2 separate regions of the Homo sapiens genome follow, and region 2 is linked to region 1. A link is an interaction called in ENCODE POLR2A ChIA-PET data of the cell type or tissue named here. Cell type or tissue: B cell. All regions are shown on one strand. Links, peaks and the distances in the headings refer to the core of each region. The heading gives the core; the rest is flanking DNA. Region 1 overlaps AHCYL1 (adenosylhomocysteinase like 1). Region 2 holds the start of ALX3 (ALX homeobox 3).

Evidence for each region. Peaks named below come from ENCODE experiments on the same cell type or tissue, not always from the same donor. Only the 100,000 strongest peaks of a DNase experiment are listed, where the experiment ranks them.
Region 2: POLR2A ChIA-PET joins it to region 1 with 8 read pairs; 4 of 35 experiments call an interaction of 5 or more read pairs at or near these places.

Annotation. Positions count from the first base shown.
Region 1 is chr1:110,010,423-110,018,637 of GRCh38, reverse strand. It overlaps AHCYL1 (adenosylhomocysteinase like 1), which reads right to left. Exons shown (of 17, transcript NM_006621.7): 3 at 7,281-7,424; 4 at 6,176-6,276; 5 at 5,639-5,741; 6 at 3,781-3,875; 7 at 3,107-3,213; 8 at 2,178-2,294; 9 at 1,908-1,971; 10 at 1,055-1,143; 11 at 622-692; 12 at 171-265; 13 at 1-86. Among named protein-coding and RNA genes, the nearest start is that of STRIP1, 20 kb to the left of the region's middle. RefSeq lists enhancers at 1-620, 6,145-6,194. In B cell, for the core only: CTCF peaks have their summits at 6,666 and 6,865 (motif pointing right); a DNase peak (open chromatin) is centred at 6,767; H3K4me3 peaks cover 1,392 bases; H3K27ac peaks cover 2,500 bases.
Region 2 is chr1:110,063,447-110,072,884 of GRCh38, reverse strand. ALX3 (ALX homeobox 3) reads left to right here and starts at 2,213. Exons shown (of 4, transcript NM_006492.3): 1 at 2,213-2,549; 2 at 7,982-8,298. The coding sequence starts at 2,273. In B cell, for the core only: no CTCF peak of the experiment used is centred there; DNase peaks (open chromatin) are centred at 3,204, 3,944 and 4,774; H3K4me3 peaks cover 2,101 bases; H3K27me3 peaks cover 2,500 bases.

The DNA of each region.
Region 1 (8,215 bases), core at 5,716-8,215:
ACAACTCGTTTGCCATCTGGCCAGATGACATGGTCCACCTGAGAACGTACTCGCTCCCACGTCAGCTCCGGAGTGCGGAGGCTGGTCTGAAAGGAAGAAAGCACAGTTGACTATGGTTATTAATGAAAGGTAGTAGAGAAATGCCTAGCAACAAATGAGAGAAGCCTTACCACATCGATTTCTGTGTTGGAGTGGCCCATATTGCATACGATACAACTGTTTTTCATGCGATCCAAGTGCTCCCGTGTCACTACATTCTTATTTCCTAAAAGAAAAGATGGGTGGTTAAGGAAAGAGATGCCGGGCAACAAAGGTACTGGCTGGCTTTCAGGTAGAACATAGGAGACCAGAGGCTTGCTGGCATTAAAGAACATGTAGACATTCTGAGAGAAGACATGCATAACCGCTCCTTAGGCTATCTGGTCTTCAGATCAAGCAGTATAAAAAGTCACCAGGGAAAAAAGTTTTTTACTCTGGAAAACATGTTAAGGTTCTGATAGCTTATTCTAGTTCTGAGACCTTTATACTGAACAGAGGTCTCACCTCCTTTGTATGAAAGTCACTCAGACTACTTTCAAGATTTAGCCTCTGAATAAACACTTCTCTATGCAAGTTATTTACCTGTGCAAGTTATTACGACATCGACTTGCCGGATGACTTCATTTAGCTTTACCACCCTGAACCCATCCATGCTGGAAGAAAAGAAAGGAACACTATGAGTAAAGCAAGAAGGCAGTGGGAGGGAAGATGGTCATGAAATGAGACAAGATCCCCTTCTAGTTGGATCCAGTGCCACCTCACAGGAATGGTGAGTGATAAGCTCTGCTAAACTATATACACTGGCCTCTTCAGAGTCCCCAAGACTCCCTCTAGGAAGGAAAAATGCCAAGAGGCTCTCAGAGAGCCCTAGGGTTAGAGTGAGAAGAACAGAGCAGTCCTAGCCTTCTCTTCCCCTAGGTGATTTCTGCAAAAATGATTAATATACTCAATTATGAACTCTCAATAACATAAAGCACCTAGAGTGAATCTAATAGTATTATCACTCTGTTCTTACCAGGCCTGCAGAGCACAGATGGGGTCGATTTCGGTAATGTAGACAATTGCTCCAAGAGCTTTGAGAGCAGCACAGCAGCCCTTGCCTACCTGCAGAACAAAAGAAAGGTCAAGTCGTTAGGTTCATTAAGTCATGGATATTTAGGGTAGGTAGGTTATTTGTGAGACAGGAATTAACCTTCATGAAATAGCCTGTCATCTGGTGAGCAGCTGCACAGACGCTCCAATCCCAAGCAGAACAGAAACAGACCCAGATTACGTTGTGAACCTCAGTTAGAGAGGTAATTTAGCAGACATGTCATAGGAAGGACTGGGGCTTTGCATAGCAGTTTTCATCAGGGAAACAAGACTAAGCAAAAGCAACTTACTCTAAGCAACCTCTAATTTCCTATTCTCTTACTTGAGAAGAATCTACTCAAGGATACCCTCGTAGCTCAGGAACTTCTTTGGGTCATTGCTGAAGACAACAAAATATGTGACCTATTCCAGTTTGGAGATATTCAACTATATGCCATTTCAGATTCCACCCTTAATTCTACTGCAAGTCACTTGTGGGGCTAAAATGCTATATATTCACTTGAATTAAGTCTCATTAAAGGTTATTGTTATAATTGGGGAAGATGATACTAGTATCTATTCCACAAGGCAAAATGGTAAAATCTGAAAACTCAATTCATTTTGTATGTTTCTATTCATAAATCTGAATAAAAGGCTTTTGCTATTGTTTGAGATACATTATCTAAAAAAATTTAAACCTTGTATCAGTGACTCTAGATTGACAGCACAAGCCTCCTTTACCCAATATTTCTAATAAGTACACAAAAAGAAAGAGACACTGAGACCCAGCTATTTACCTCACCATAGCCACACACCACCACTTGTTTCCCACCAAACATCACATCTGTGGTCCTCTTCAGGCTGTGGAAACAGACAAGGGCTCAACTCAAACGTTAATAGCTCAAACTCAGTCCCTCTTCACAAAGTTAAAAGTGTGGGCCAATGCCCATGAGAATATCAATTGGAAGCTGGTTGAGCTCAGTATGAAATGGTCCCTCTAATAAACTTTTAAAGCCAAAGGAAGACCAGAGCCCCTAGAAGTTTGAATATATATACATTCAACCTACCCATCCAAAATGGATTCTCGGCAGCAGTACAAGTTATCAAACTTCTGTTTGGTAACAGAATCATTGACGTTCATGGCCGGAACACAGAGCTTCCCAGCTTTGGAGAGCTGATACAGCCTAAAGAGAGAAGAGGTCACAAAAACAAACAAAAACCAAGTTAGCTGGCACAACATAATTTGTGGCAAAATCTGCCTAATTCTCTTCAAGTTCCATGCTGCCCTTCCCAGTCTCATTTATTGCCCAAGGATATTAGAAAACATGATTATTTCCTTGTCATCCCTCCACACTTCTTTTCATTTTCTTCTCCCTTTACCCCTTTTTTGGAAGAAAAAAAAAAGCCTTTCAATTGAAGAAATGTACTTCTCTTCCCTTTATAGGGAGTGTTATTTCCTTTGATCAGCATTTTTCAATAGAAACCCATGCCTACTTCTGATAAACAAAGACTATCAATGATTCTGATATGGTTCCGTGTGTGTGTGAGTAAGCATGCGCAATGTGCCCCCAAGAAACACTCTTTCAGATATCTTTTCAGTATTCCAACAAGCCAAGAATATTTTGCCCAGTTTTACTTTTTGTAGTGTGTATAACATGTAGTTTTACAATAGGATTGTTTTTCATATTTCAAATATAAAATGATAATACAATATTGAATACAGTTTTTCAAGATACATTTATTCCCTACCCGCCCCTCAACACTAGTTGAGAATCACTCAATGGAGTAAATGGGAGAGAAAAATGTATGAACTAGAACCTGAAATAACTTCCTTCTAGGATCAACTTGATTTTTCAAAAGTAAAAACTCAAAATTTTATCTAATGAAGATATTCCCATTTAGTTATAAGTCTGAAACACAGTCCTAAAGCCTAACAGAGACCAGGAGAGTTTGCTGAGGCAAGGACACAAGGGGCAGCTACTCCAGAATCTGTTACCTGTGAACACCAGTCACGCTCTCTTCCACAATGCCTCGGATCTTCTTAAACACGTTTGGATACTTCTTATAAACCCAGTGGGTTAAGTCTCCCCCATCATCCAGGATCTATAGAACAGCCAGAAGACTTCTATGGGCATTCAGGCTGCTAGGGCTGGGGGGAACTTTGAACCCACTTTCTGTACTAGTAAGAGAGCCCTGTATGTTTTGGAAGAGTACTCCTCAGAGCTCCCTAGAGCAGGCTTAGAGAGTGGAAATACAGTCAAATTTGTTGGTGTAAAATGGTTAAAAGGATTCCTAGGTTTGCTTTAGGCTACAGTGATGAGTATTAAGCTAATCACAGACTCATTTTTAGTCTAGAGTCTTGAAATATATAGCCCCTTTGAATGCAAAAGGAGAACTGGGGCAGGAAGGAAAGAAAGCAGAATCCTACTCCAAAGAAGCACCACTATTTTGTTCTGGTGTGTTTGAGCCATGTGTTCAGCTAGTCTTACCCTTCCCCCACCTTTCCATTCAGTACTCAGACCCATTCTGAATAGGTATCAAGCTAAACACTTTAGCAACAAAGTCAGTGCATAAGACCAAACATCCAAAACATATTTAGGGAACCATGCTTTGAGGGAAAAAAAGGAAATAAATCTATTGTCAAAGTGTAGGATGTATATGCATTATTACCATGTTGGCCTGCCACCCATCCATGTTCACACAGCGGTCAATACACCACCAGAAGTCATCTTCTGACTCGCCCTTCCAAGCGAACACTGCAACTCCTGTAGAGACAGAAATGAATCAGCTGATTCCTCCTTTGAGGAGTGTCCTGTACCAAATCACTTTCTGAGATCCATGTGAAGAGAAAAAGGCAAAAGAAACAATTTCAGAAGGGAAAAAATTCAGAGCCAAAAGTCAAAGAATCACTTTTGGTTCAGAAATTAATTAGGTTAAGAAATTAAGGAATTTTTGCTTTAAAAGTAGTTTGGAACCTTAAAGTGTTCCTTTCTCTGGACTAATTTTATACTTAGAAGGAGATAAAATGAAGTGGGAATTAATAAAAGTTGTTAACTGGAGCATTATTGATATTAGTAAACATCTTGAAACAACCTAAATGTTCTCCATTAGGAAAATAGTGAGGTGAAATCACATAGCCATATGAATGACTATTACAAATGATGCTGTCAAAGTTTTCAGTGACATGGAAAACTACGTCTGAAAATATTGTATTTAGGTTATAAAACTGTATACATATTAGAATTTATGTAAAGTAGAAGAAAGGAAAAGGAAAAACATTAATCAAATACTCTATGTAGTGGGATTGTAGGGTTTTGGGGAACTTCCTAAATTTTTTGCAGTGAACACTTATCAGAAAAGAATAAACAAAAAAACCCAAAAGTATTATAAAGTTGCTTTCTGAGGATCTTAAAAAGATGAGAGGTCCGGCTGGGTGTGGTGTCTCACGCCTGTAATCCCAGCACTTTGGGAGGCCAAGGCAGGCAGATCACTTGAGGTCAGGAGTTCGAGACCAGCCTGGCCAACATGGTGAAACCCCATCTCTACTAAAAATACAAAAATTAGCTGGGTGTGGTGGCATGCCACTGCAATCCCAGCTACTCAGGAGGCTGAGGCATGAGAATCACTTGAACCCAGGAGGCAGGGGTTGCAGTGAGCCGAGACTGCGCCATTGCACTCCAGCCTGGGCAACAGAGTAAGACTCCATCTTAAGAAAAAAAAAAAAAGAAAGAAAGATGAGAGGTCCTCAAAGAAACTTCACGGTGATTTTCTTCTGAATATTTGAATAATAAAAATTATTATTATTGTTATTAATTTTTGAGATGGAGTTTCACTCTGTCGCCCAGGCTGCAGTGCAGTGGCATGATCTCGGCTCACTGCAGCCTCTGCCTCCCAGGTTCAAGTGGTTCTCCTACCTCAGCCTCCTGAGTAGCTGAGATTACAGGCGCACACCACCACTCCCGGCTAACTTTTGTATTTTTAGTAGAGGTGGGGTTTCACCATGTTGGCCAGACCGTTCTTGAACTCTTGGCCTCAAGTGATCTGCCCGCCTCGGCCTCCCAAAGTGCTGGGATTATAGGCGTGGGCCACCAGGCCTGGCCTGAATAATAAAAAATTATTTTACGTTTAATTAAACTCACAAATAGCTCATATATTTTCAATGCCATACTGAATACCAAATTATTTAATGCACTATCAATATGAAAGGTACTTCTTACTTGTGCTCTCTCACAAAATTGATGGCACTTATATAGTTTAACATTCTTCCTCGTTCAACTAACACTAGAACTGGGCATGACCCCATGCCATTAGATTATTTTCAAAGGCCATTTTTAATGACTACATAATATTCCACCATGGATATCCATCTTAATTTTATTATCCACTTTCTTCCTGTTGAGGTTTTTATCATGCACAATTTTATAGCCTCTAGACATATATGATATTGTAATGACAATTTTGATACAAAAAAGTTATATGTTTGGATAACTATTTTGGGGCAAAGTTGGTGGGAAAAAACCGAACTTACCAGCCTCAGCCAGTGCTGCAGCTACTTCATTCTGAGTTGAGTAGATGTTACAAGCAGACCAGCGGCACTGAGCCCCCAGGGCACAGAGTGTCTCAATCAACACCTGTGTAGAAGTGTAGGAAGACAGGGTGAGGAAGAGAAGGGCCACCCAGGAATGGAGAGCAAGCCTCATCAAGATAGCAATACCTATCAACTCTGCACCAACAGGTGCTACACTGGAAAGTTACAAAAGGGTGTACTCCAGCGAGGTGGTGCACTGGTATTTAACTTTGCATAAAACATAGGTTTCTAAAAGTCTTTATAACATTTTATAACAATCATATGTTTGCAAATCTAGACTTTCCTAGGTCAAGTTTGCTGAAAGTGGGTTTACATATTAAAAAAAAACCCAGAAAACCCCATTATTGTGTAACAGGGAGATCCTATTAATAGTTAGCATTTGGAGGTTGGCGAGTTAGGAAAGGAAAAGTGAAAAAAAAAAAATTGATTTCTTTCTTCCCCTTATCAGAAGTCCCTCTTTTCTTCCAACAAACTCACCGCTGTCTGGGCTGTGATGTGTGTACAGCCCACTATTTTAGCACCAGCCAAGGGCTTCTCCCCCTGAGCACGTTTCCTGAGTGAAATCAGAGCAGACATGTCTGTGAAAGAACAGAGGATTTGAGCTAGGTCTGCACTAGCAGTATCATCAGTTCCTGCCCCAGGGCTGGTCTGGATCTGTTGAGATATGGTGAGATGAGGCAGAAAAACTTTAAGCCTATTTCCATGACGACTGGCAGCTTCAACGGCACAGTAATAGTGGAGAGCAGTCATGCAACCACTTGGAGTTTCTCTCTTCCTCTACTGCTTCAGCTTTATACACAGAGGACTGAACAGAGAATGAAGTAAATCCTTAAAACTGATCAAAATGAAGGGTGAGTCTCATCATTCATTTGGGAAGAGAGGAAAATAGTTAAGGCATTGGCTAATAGATTCCTATATATAATCATCAGACCAGAAAGACTGTACCCTCAGCCGAAACCACTAACTTCTGTTTTTCTATGCTGTCTTACCATGTCCTGTCAGTCTGTTTGGTTTCTCTATTCTCTCTCAGTATAGAACATGCCTTCAATGTGTAAACAACACAAGAGTAAAGAGGACCTTACTGGGAGTGGCTGGGGTAGAGAAACCAAGATTTAACTGTCAGTCACTTTTACTCTGCTCCAGCAGAGGGTGCTCAGGACCAAACAAGACTCTAGGTCACCACATCCTTACCTTAAAACCCTTCCTCATCAGCTGCTTCTGGGCAATCTGGGTCTCTGCCATTGGCAGCTATAGTAAGATCCCATATAACCAACTACCACGTAGTGATCTAGGACTTGTCAATTCTGCCATGTAGATCTTTGAATACAGTGGTGGGGTGGGGCAAGGAGGAAAACAGAAACTACTCTGTGTGTAATCACCACATGCTGAGAACAGAAGGAAGAGAGAACAAAATCCCAAGACTTAAGTTCCATAGAGAGAGAAGTGTTTATCCGAAAGTCCATAATACTGTCTTTCTTCCCAGTACACTTTCAAGTCAGCTTTCAAGTCTTAAGTTGTTTGTGGATTCTGATGGCCAACAAGAGGGTTGTTTCTGGTCCCCTAACCCACTCCCTTTCTTTACCTTGCTCTGCAATCTCAATCTCCCGGCGTCCAAATTCTGCCTGCTTGATGTTCTTCACACAGAAATTGCTGCTGCCCTTGGAGTTGGTTTGCTGCTTCTCTCGGGGAGAAACCTCATCATCAGAGCTATCTGTGTAGGATGCAGCTAGAGCCAGGAAAGAAAAAAACAAGGATAGAAAAACCTCAGTGGTCCCCAACTCTACAGAGTGCAGTCCCCAAGGGACTTTCATTTAAGTTAAGGGAACACCCTTAATTGGAGCTACCTTTTACAACGCTCTCAGTTCTGCTCCTCTAGGTTCTAATAGGTGGTATGAATGAAACTGTTGTGGGTACTTCCATGTTGCAGCTCTTTCACCCACCCTAACAATACTGTGCTATTAGTGCCTATGACAAGGGACCACTGATTATAAACCTGCAGCTATAGTAATCCCAGATAATAGAGGTACTTGGTCCCATCTGGATTGGAACCAGACCTGGCAAAAACAGAAGAATAATTTAGGGCAGATAAGGAATGCTATTTCTATAGATCACTGGTTCTCAAATTCAAGCATCTATCAGGATCACATGGAAGGTTTGTTAAAACATATATTGCTAGACCCTGTGGCCAGTTTCCCATCTGGCAGGTATGGAGTGGCACCTAAGCATTAGTAGTTCCAACAAGTTACCAGGTGTTGCTGATGCTGCTAGTCAGAGGATCACACTTTGAGAACCATGGATATAGACAAAAGTGATAAGATAGTCTTACAAGGGATTTTACACTAAGTTGTGCTCAAGGAATAGAGAAAGAAAGAAATGGCACAAAAGGCAAACAGCTCTGGTTCTACTGATAGCCCTGGGAAAGTCTGTCAAAATGATCAACTTTAAAAAGTGGTTTCACATAAAAGCTAAAAATACCACTTATCTGACAGATATGCAAGAGGATATACAACAATCATT
Region 2 (9,438 bases), core at 2,971-5,470, 57 kb before region 1:
TCCTCAGTTTAATTGGTAACACCATCCCAGTATGGAAATTGGCTCTGTTCAGAGAGTGGGAGAATGTCAAGAGAAATTTCTGGGCTTGAAAGTGGATGCAGGTCCCTGTGTCTCTCTGCTCAGCTCCAGCCTTAGGCCCATTCACTCTGAAGTCAGGAGCCTTTCACCTATTCAGTGATGGAACCCACTGGAGATGGTAATCACCATCATCATCAGCATCTATTAAATTAACACAGTGCATCAAAACACGAATGCTTTGCAAATACCCTACTTCCATGTGTGGCCCACCTTTCTGATGAGGAAACTGAGGCTCAGCAAGGTTGTCATGGGAGGCAGAAGACTCAGCCTTTGATCCAGGCTGCCTTGTTTAAATTGTTGGTGACATTTTCCTGGGTGATATTTTCATCCTCCATAGTAAACTTCTTGATAACTGTTGAATAGAATAGGTATCCTAAATTGATGTCCTCCTAGAAAGTCAACAATATCCAATTTCGCAGGTATGGGGAAGAGAGAAAAGAAAACAATATCCAATCAACAACTATTGAAAAACCTTATTAATGGGCAAAGGTGATCGGTTCAAATTGGTTGCCCAGAGCTGGATCCACTAGATCCTGGAGAAAGGATCCCTCTGGTGAGGCCAGAAGGGAAGCTTAATTTCAAGCCGAGCCTCCCTCTTGACTAGAAATACCAGCCCCAGGTGCTCCCATCTCTCTGGCCAGTCTGCATTCCGTGATTAGGGGCCCTAATGGCCATAATGCCTCCAAGGTGGTGTTGAAACCAATAAGTCTTCAGAGAAGTTATGGTATGTTTAATAACGGCTTAATGACTCCTTGTGAGATGCAAGGCTTCTGGTTCCTGTTTGGTCTTGATTTACAGCCCAACTCTGGCTGAGGAGCCAAGAAACCCCTTCTAAGCCCCCAGCGGAAGAGGGAGGTGTTCACACCAGGCCTCTTGGATTCCTTTAAAAATTGAGAATTCAAATGAAATACAAATGATGTTTGACTCCCCACCTCTCTTGCTAGTCTCCGGGGGCATTGATAATAAAAACAGTTTAACGCAGCCCCACGGGCTCCTCAATCCATGGGAAGTGAGCAGGGTCCTCGGGTCCTTGGGTATTTCTCCCCAGATCTTAGGTAGGGTGGTGGTTATTTCTCTTTTCTGAAATTCTAAGCTACTGCTCTAATCCTGTCTCCTTTTGGTTGGGGAGACTCAGCTCTTAGAAGATGCAGTTCTACCCTCATCCCTTCTGAATCGTCAGGCCTGGGGGAGCACAGCCCTGAGGTCCGAGCTGCAGACAGTCTCTCCAGTGGGTCCCCAGACACTTGGGTCATCTGCCCACTGAAACGCATTCACTCCAAGCTGCTGCCAGAGGAAACACCAGCCCTTCTGCTCATCCTCCACCTGTTCCAAAGGCTGCCCCTGCAGGACACTGTTCAGTCCTGAGCTGCCCATGGGAGTCTCCCTGTCTGCTCTGGCCCTGTCTCTACTTCTGAAACACACCTCAAATACATAGAAAGACCCAGGGTTGGCTTGGCCCGACCTCCACAGTCAGATGAGGACACTAATGATTGGCGCAAGGAACCATAGCTAATTAATGATAGTGTCCAGGTCCAAGCTCCCCAGCACCCCATTCCCAGCTTAGATCTGCTTCCACACAACACTCCCAATAGCTCCTTTCACTGTGAGAAACAAGAGATCTCTAAGGGAGGTGTTTTTTGCTGAGGCAACATTTTGTCCAGCTCCTAGCGGAGACCTAAGTAAAACTGCAGCCTAAGGCCTGCCTGTCTGCCCGCCCAGGCCCTCATCCCAGGCTGATGTCCAGAGTCCAGGCCCAAAAGTGTTTGGGGGGGATGCCCACACGGCCTCACCCCTCTAGGGGCAAGTGCCTCTAGGCTGGATATCAGGACCACGGGTGCTGCTCTGAGCAAGAGACTCACCTGGATGGGTAGACAAAGGGATCCTGCCCTAGAGAGGAAGCTGCTTCATCCTCTCCTGAGCTGCCTGGGACTGGGCTCTGGGTGAATGGGGGGAGGGGGTTCCCGGGCTCCGAGGGGTTAACCCGCACGGGGCCACACGTGACGTGGATGGTTCCAGCATTAAGTCAGAGGCGCGGCCCCCTCCCCTGCCCCCCGCCCCCCGCCCCCCGCGGCGCGCGCCGCTCCCGGGGGCTCCGCGCCCCCGCGCCCAGGTCCCTCCCCCTTGGCGGGCGCTCACAGGCGGCGCGGGCAGCGCGAGCCCCGGAGCCCCGGAGGCCTGTGCGCCCTGAGCCGGCATGGACCCCGAGCACTGCGCGCCTTTCCGCGTGGGGCCTGCACCCGGCCCCTATGTGGCCTCGGGGGACGAGCCTCCGGGCCCGCAGGGAACCCCCGCCGCTGCGCCTCACCTGCACCCCGCGCCGCCCCGCGGCCCGCGGCTGACCCGCTTTCCGGCCTGCGGGCCCCTGGAGCCCTACCTCCCAGAGCCGGCCAAGCCGCCCGCCAAGTACCTGCAGGACCTCGGGCCCGGCCCGGCCCTCAACGGCGGCCACTTCTACGAGGGCCCCGCGGAAGGTAACGCGCGGCGCGGGGCGTAGCGCGCAGCCCGACCCTCTCTTCTTCTTCCTTACCCGGGCCCACCCGGGCCTTCCTGCTTATCTCTCCCGCTCGCCTATTTCTCAACTTTTTGCCCCTCTCGCCTTTCGCCACGGCTTCCACGGAAGCCGGGTTGGCGCTGGCCCGGGCCAGGCAAAGGCCAGTGTGGGGCGGGAGGGTGAACCACCGTTCCTCGGCGGCGGGAATGGAAGGCGGGAGGTCGAGGGAAGGTGCAGTGGCGACGGCCCGGAGTCCAGTCGGGGCCCGAAAGCAGTTGGACCTGGGAAGGAGAGAGCATGCTCTGCCGAAGTTGGACTGGAACTGCCACCTACCCTGAAGCCCAGACCCGGCCGAGGGCTGTGGAGCCACACTGAGACCTGACGAAGAAGCGCGGCTTTTGTGTCTGGCGCCCTTTGAGGGCCCTGAGGCTGGGCCTCAACCTAGAGTGGTCAAATCGGGGTCGGCTGGGGACTGCGGCCTGGTCTTGGCCCGTCTCTCCTCCCCGGGCCTAGCCTTCACAGGAAGGGTGCTGCCTGTGCGGCAGACTGGCACAGTCTGGCCGCGACTGGTCGTGCAATGCCAGGGCTGTCCTCAAGACGGAATAACTGTATTCTTATTTCTCATACTAAGCTGGCCTCCCTGCCGTTATGCACTATGATAGCCGCCCTTCTGGCAGTCTTGGCTTCCCCGCGCTGGATCATCACCGCTGGGCAGTCAGGAGCAGCCCTGGGCAGCCTAACCCCCTGGCGCCGCGGGCTCACGGGCCGGTGCCCTGTGCTAAGGCCGGCTGGACCGCGCCGGCATCCGAGAATGCGCCTGAAGGCAGGGGCCTGGCAGGCTGATCGGCAGCTCTGCGGCCGTCCGCCGCACCCTATGACCTGTAAGGCGTCTCGGCTTCCGCACTGCACCCACCTTATCTGCGCTGCCATATCCCGCAGCCTAGGCCCAGAACTGGATCCTCCAAGATCCGCCTCAACCCCCTGCCGCCGCCCGGCTGGCGCCTCGCGGGCCTCCACGGAGTGGCCGGGCATCTCCGGCTTTCGCCCAGCCGGGGCGGTGGGAATGTGTAGGGGAGGGCGGGGAGGTGTGTGTGGGTCAACGGAGGAAATGAACGAGTCCGCGGAGCTTCGTGTCTGTGCCCTTTGAAAGAGGCTTTCCTGATAAAAACCACAGTTGGGACTTAATGAGAAGCAGTTGGCCTGGCTCCTCTGATCCCAGCCAGACGGCAGAGGCCGCGCAGTGCGGTGAGCACCGCCAGAGACAGGTACCCGGCCTGGCTCAGCGCTCCGCGTCGGGCAGGAGCCACCCCCCCAGGCCCGCGTCCCTGCTAGGCGCGCCGCATCCGGCACCGACAGCTCGGGCCCCCGGACCACACCGGTGCCGCGCGAACTGCAGAGAGCGCTGGTGCGGAACGAGCGGCCGGGAGAAACCCAGCACCCCGGGATCCGACGGCAAGGGTGGCCTTGACAACGAAATACCGAGAAAGAAAACCAAAGAAAGCGAGCGACAACCAAGAAAAGGGGAAGGGAAATTGAACAAAACAACGGAGAGCGCGGCGAGAACGAGAGGGTAAATGGCAGTCGGCGAGCTGGGATGAACTAAAATGAATAAATGAGGAACGAACGAATAAAAAAAGCAGGAGCAAGATCGAACGAAACGGATAACTAGAGAAGGGGGAAAGGACAAAGAGGGAGGGAGCAGACTAAACAAAAGAAAACGGAGCATGTTTAAAGCGTAGAATATATCAAAATGAGAACAAGGGGGTAAGAAAATTAACGATTTCAGTTGAACGGAGGACAGGCCAAACGAAAGGGAGGCAGGCGGGTGCGAGCAGAGCCTGGTAGAGATCCTGGCGGCCGCTAGCCTCTGGCGCTCTTGCCGGTGTTCAACGGGCTGCCAGCGTCCCTGCGGCAGAGCGGACCTCGGCGCAGCGCGGCGCGCGGTGGAGCCTGGCTGCTTGAGGACAGTCAGCCCCCAGGGCCGCACAGCCTACTTGGTGGGAAGTGGCGGGCGAAGAGGGAACCCGCCTTATTTCCCGGTTTTTAAAATAACCGGCTCGGAGCGTTTCCAGTCCACACGAGTGAGCGCGCAGCTGCGCCCCATCTGCGGCGCGATCTTTCACGAGGCTGGGCAGTTGCGCGCCCCAGAGCCTGGCGCACCTCGCTCTTCTCCCGCCTGCAGTCCGCCGCCCGCGCAGCCCCAGGCCGCCCTTTGCTGAGAGCGCCCAGCCTTGCTCTGAACCCAGGCTGCGTGCTGGCGCTGCCAGCCACTCTCGCGCCGTCCGCGCTTGGCTAGTCTGTCCCGAGTTTGGCTCTGACGTCGAAACACGCCCTCGGCAAGAGACTCCTACTAGAGTTTTGCCCGCTGCCGCTGAGGCCCTGAGCCGGATGACCCGGCCGATCGCCAAAGTCGAGGAGAGTCCCAAGTTCTTAGACCCGGGCTGAGGCTTCTGGGCCAACGCTGAGAACCCCCAAGAAGGGCACCGAGGCCTCACCGGGGTCCTGCCCACGGCGTTTATGTCCACTCTGGCTTTGAGTCTTCGGCGGGAGCTGCAGGAGCCTGGGCCTCAGCGAGTTCTGCAGGTCGCTTAGTGACCCCACAGTGGCCGGAGGAAACAGTGCGGCGCGGGACAAGGCTGCAGCGAAATGTGAAAGCCAAGGCTGGTCCCGCGGTCTCAATGGATGCCTTCTGTGGGGACAGTGGAGCACTCGGGCCTGCTGCGGCGCTGCTTCCTGGCTGCACAGTGGCTTAGAAGCAGCCGCTGGTAGGGGCTCTGGCACTCCTCCGGGTGAGGGGTGCTCAGGGTACGGCAGGCCTGAGAGCTGGGTCAGGGACAGAGAGCTCCTTTACTACGTTAAAAGGCTCCTGGCTTTCACGCCCAACAGCTGCTGCTGTGGCCCTGCGGTTATGCAGGCAGAAGACACCCCAGCGTTGTCTCAGGCTGTCTCCAACATGAGTACCCCGCCTTAACCACCTAGTGTCCGGATCAGGTGCAGTGACTCCTCTGCACAATCCATACACACCTCAGATGTGCCCCGTGCTCAGCAGAGCAGCCCTCACTCCTTTACAAGCTTAGGTTCAAGCTGCTGGCTGCTATTCCTGGCCTGTCTTTCCTGGCTTCTGCCTTCCATTTGTCCCAGTTCTATCCCTTTCCTCTTCTGGGCCTTGCTCCTCAGGAGGCTGCTCTGTGTTCTCTGAGGAGTGCCCCTCTCCCAAAGTGGAGGGATGCCACCCTCCCTCTGGTGTTCTCCAGGTAGATCAAGGAGGTTTCAGGGCAATGACAATGAGGAGAGCAGTTCCGTGGTCCCTTGAGAGGGCTGTAGACTGGGCAGGCATGGGAGTTGGGCATAGGTCAGCAGGCTTAGCCTCTTCTTTGGGGAAGCTGCTCTGAGAAGTCCTACTGCACTTTCATCCCTTGTCCCTGGCAGCTTGGTGGCTCAAGGTCGGGAACGCAAGTCTCAGGGCCCCAGATCTGGTCCCTTCTTCTGGGCAGGTCCTATTGAGACCCAAGAGGCAGATGAGCAAGCCCCAGGGCTTTGGAGGGCCTCTGCCAGGATGTCAGTACTCTTGAACCCCAGCCCTGACCCTCAGCCCTGAGCTACCCTCACCCCTTTTCTGCCTGGAGTCCAGCACAGCCTCCCTACAAACACAAGACACCAAGACTCTTTCTTCTCAGGCTGAACATTTCCATGGCCTGCTGTGTGTATGCATGTGGTGGGGGTGGCGGGGGCGGGGGGGGGGGATGTCCCATTCCAGTGTCCCTAGTCTTCCTATCATTTTCAATTATTTGGTTCAACTTCTGTGAGTCTTCCTTCCTAAGCTTCTATCAAATGGAACTGCCTCTAAACCTGAAATGTGCTGGCCCAAGAATGGAAGTCAGAGACTGGAACACTTTCTCCCCTGTGCTCCACCTGAGTTGTGAAGGAGCCCTGGTCCCTGGGCTGTAGCTGTGGGCTACCTGTGTACAGGCCTGTGTACAGGCTGGGCATGGTCCAAGGCTAGGTAGCCCTGCTCGACTCTCCCAGTCCTCCAGGACACACACCAGGAGCTTATCTCATGGCCTGGGTAGTCCTGGAAAGTAACTGACCACCTTCCAGCTGAGGAGGACCCTGCCCCATTTGTCCTTCACAGTGCAGACAGGGACTCACCAGACCCAGATCCTGAGAGGCCCATTTGTCCAGTCCCATCCTCCCCCAACCACAGCTGTGATCCTGACACCAAGTCCTGGGAAGACACTGCCTCTTGTGCCAGCTAGCTGGGCCTCCTCAGGGCCAGGCCTCCACTGGAGATGGGCCCAGAGCCAGGCAAGAGGCTGTGTGAGTCAGTGGGGCGTCTTTGTGGCGTCTCAGCTGCCATCCCAGTGGACTGTTGAGGAGGGATTTCATGGGGACACCGCTGGGGGTCCTTGCCAGAGGGAGAGGGTGTGGGCAATCAGAGTGACCTATTTTTCACCATGCTCTGTCGGTCGATCCACCATGGTGAGGCTCCGCCAAGCTTCTGGAGTAGGGGTTAGCATGTCAGAGTGGGGCTGCTGGAAACTGTTCCAGTCTGTAATCAAGTCCTTCCCTGCCTGTTAAACACAGGCAATGGGGGAGCAGTTAGAAACTCCTGAGGAAGGAGGGGGTGGTCAATGATGGGAATGATGGGGACAGGGGCTGTGCCCTGTTGTGACACTGGTCCCCAACTCTCCTTCTTTGAGCACAGCCTATCTCAGCTCTGCTTCTCTATTGCTGGAGCTTAAGTCCTTGCCCAGATACCACAATTTTAGGAGGAATGGAGAGAAGCAATCCCTCTGGAAGCTTCTTTGTCCCATCTTGCCCTTCTTACACCAGAGCTGGGGAATTTGATATTGACCTGAGACCTGGGGTTCAGAGAATAAAGCTCAGCCAGACCAGCCAAAGGTGGTCTGAGCACCCACGTCCACAGCCTGCCTGGCCCTGGGAACAGAGGCGTGGGCATAAGGGCCTGGGAACCAAGGCCTGCAGAGTTAGGAACAAGGAAGCACTTTCTGGCAGGAGCAGGAGATGTCAACCACCCCATCCTCACCCCGCCCTCTGCCCCCATTCTTGGCCTTGCCAGGGTGGTGGTCCTGCTGTGGCGCCAGTCCTCTCACGTCCCTGTGGAACGCACCACCACAGAGCACTTCCCCGAAATGAACCCCACTCTGGCCCCAGCAGATCCGCCCAGACCACAGAGCACATAGTTCCCCAGGGCCCCCTCCCCAGCTGGAGGCTCAGCAGGCAGGCCTCTAAATGCCAGGCTCCCATGGAGGGTGGCTGCCAGGAGGAAGGGAAGGGAAAGGAAGGGGGAGGCGGAGACTGAGGCGTCAATGTTCTTCCCCCTCCCTCCATTCCAACCCACAAAAGCCCCTGGTTCAGTTGCCATCCTCCCTTTTGTGTTCTCCATTGCAGCTGAGGAGAAGACCTCCAAAGCTGCCAGCTTCCCCCAGCTGCCCTTGGACTGCCGAGGGGGCCCCAGAGACGGGCCCTCTAACTTGCAAGGCTCCCCAGGCCCCTGCCTGGCCAGCCTGCATCTTCCTCTTTCCCCGGGACTCCCTGACTCCATGGAGTTGGCCAAGAACAAGAGCAAGAAGCGTCGTAACCGCACGACCTTCAGCACATTCCAGCTGGAGGAGCTGGAGAAGGTCTTCCAGAAAACCCACTATCCTGATGTGTATGCCCGGGAGCAGCTGGCCCTGCGCACAGACCTGACTGAGGCCCGGGTACAGGTGAGGGCACTGCAAGGATGGGGCTCTCTGGCTGCCCCTATCACACAGTGACCAGAAAGTGATCTGGAAGGGCTGGGAGAGGTGGGCACTGGTGCCTCCCAGAGCTACCTTTCCCAGGGGCCTGCACCAGCCTTCCCCTCCTGGGCTCACCCTCATGCCCAGCTCTGCTGCAGCCACAGGCTCTTCTGGTCCAAATTGAAGCTTATGCCTGGGTATAAGGGCGATGGCCTCTGGAAGCCATCACCTGTGTGGGAGTCCTAAAGTCTACCACTTACTGGAGGTGATTTGGGGTATGTTAATAGATCTCTCAGTCTCAGTTTCCCAGTTCAGGAAAAGGGAATGATGGGACTGGCTGCGTAGGGACTATCCTGAGGATCACAGGGATGGCCGCATTTTGGAAGCGGTGAAGTGCTGAACACACATCAGGGCTGCTCCTGAGGTGGCTGCCTAGAATGGGAGGGTCCCTGTCAGGAGGTCTCAGGGTTAGTGATTCTCAAAGTCATCAGGAGCCACCGACCTTGGGTCCCTGCCAGCGCTCAGACCCTGGCTGGGAAAGGCTGGCTGGGAAAGGCTGGCTGGGAGCCCTTCCCCATCCTAACAAAATCCCCCATGGAGATCAGGTGCCAGGGCTTCCCAGAGGGGCCGTGGCCAGTTTTACATGGGGGGAGCCCAGCCTGTGGGTAGGTAAATGCTGAGAAGGGAGGAAGGCAAGGGAAGCCCACGTCCAAGCATGCTGGAAGTGTCAAGCACATGAAGGTGGCAAGCAGGCTGGGGATGGGGAAGGAGTTTCAGTAAGAGTCTGGCCCAAGAGGAAGATGGCCATTCACTGGCTTGCACTGAACCGGCTCGATCAAAGCAGGCTTCCCGATACCAAGCAGGAGACACTGGGAGGGGTGGGTTGGAGTTCTGGGGAAAGGTGAGGAGGTGACCTCTTAGGCAGAGGAGTCTCTCTCCCACCATGGAGGAGACTTAGCAGGAACAAAGCTCATGCTATCCCACCCTGCATGGGGCCCTTCCAGAGACCCTTTGTGAAGGCACTAGGGCAGGAGATAGTCCTGGCAGGATATGGGGACTGACAGGCCAGTCTATAAAGAGGCCAGCTGTCATCTAACAGAGAAGGCCCTACGGCTGCATCCAACA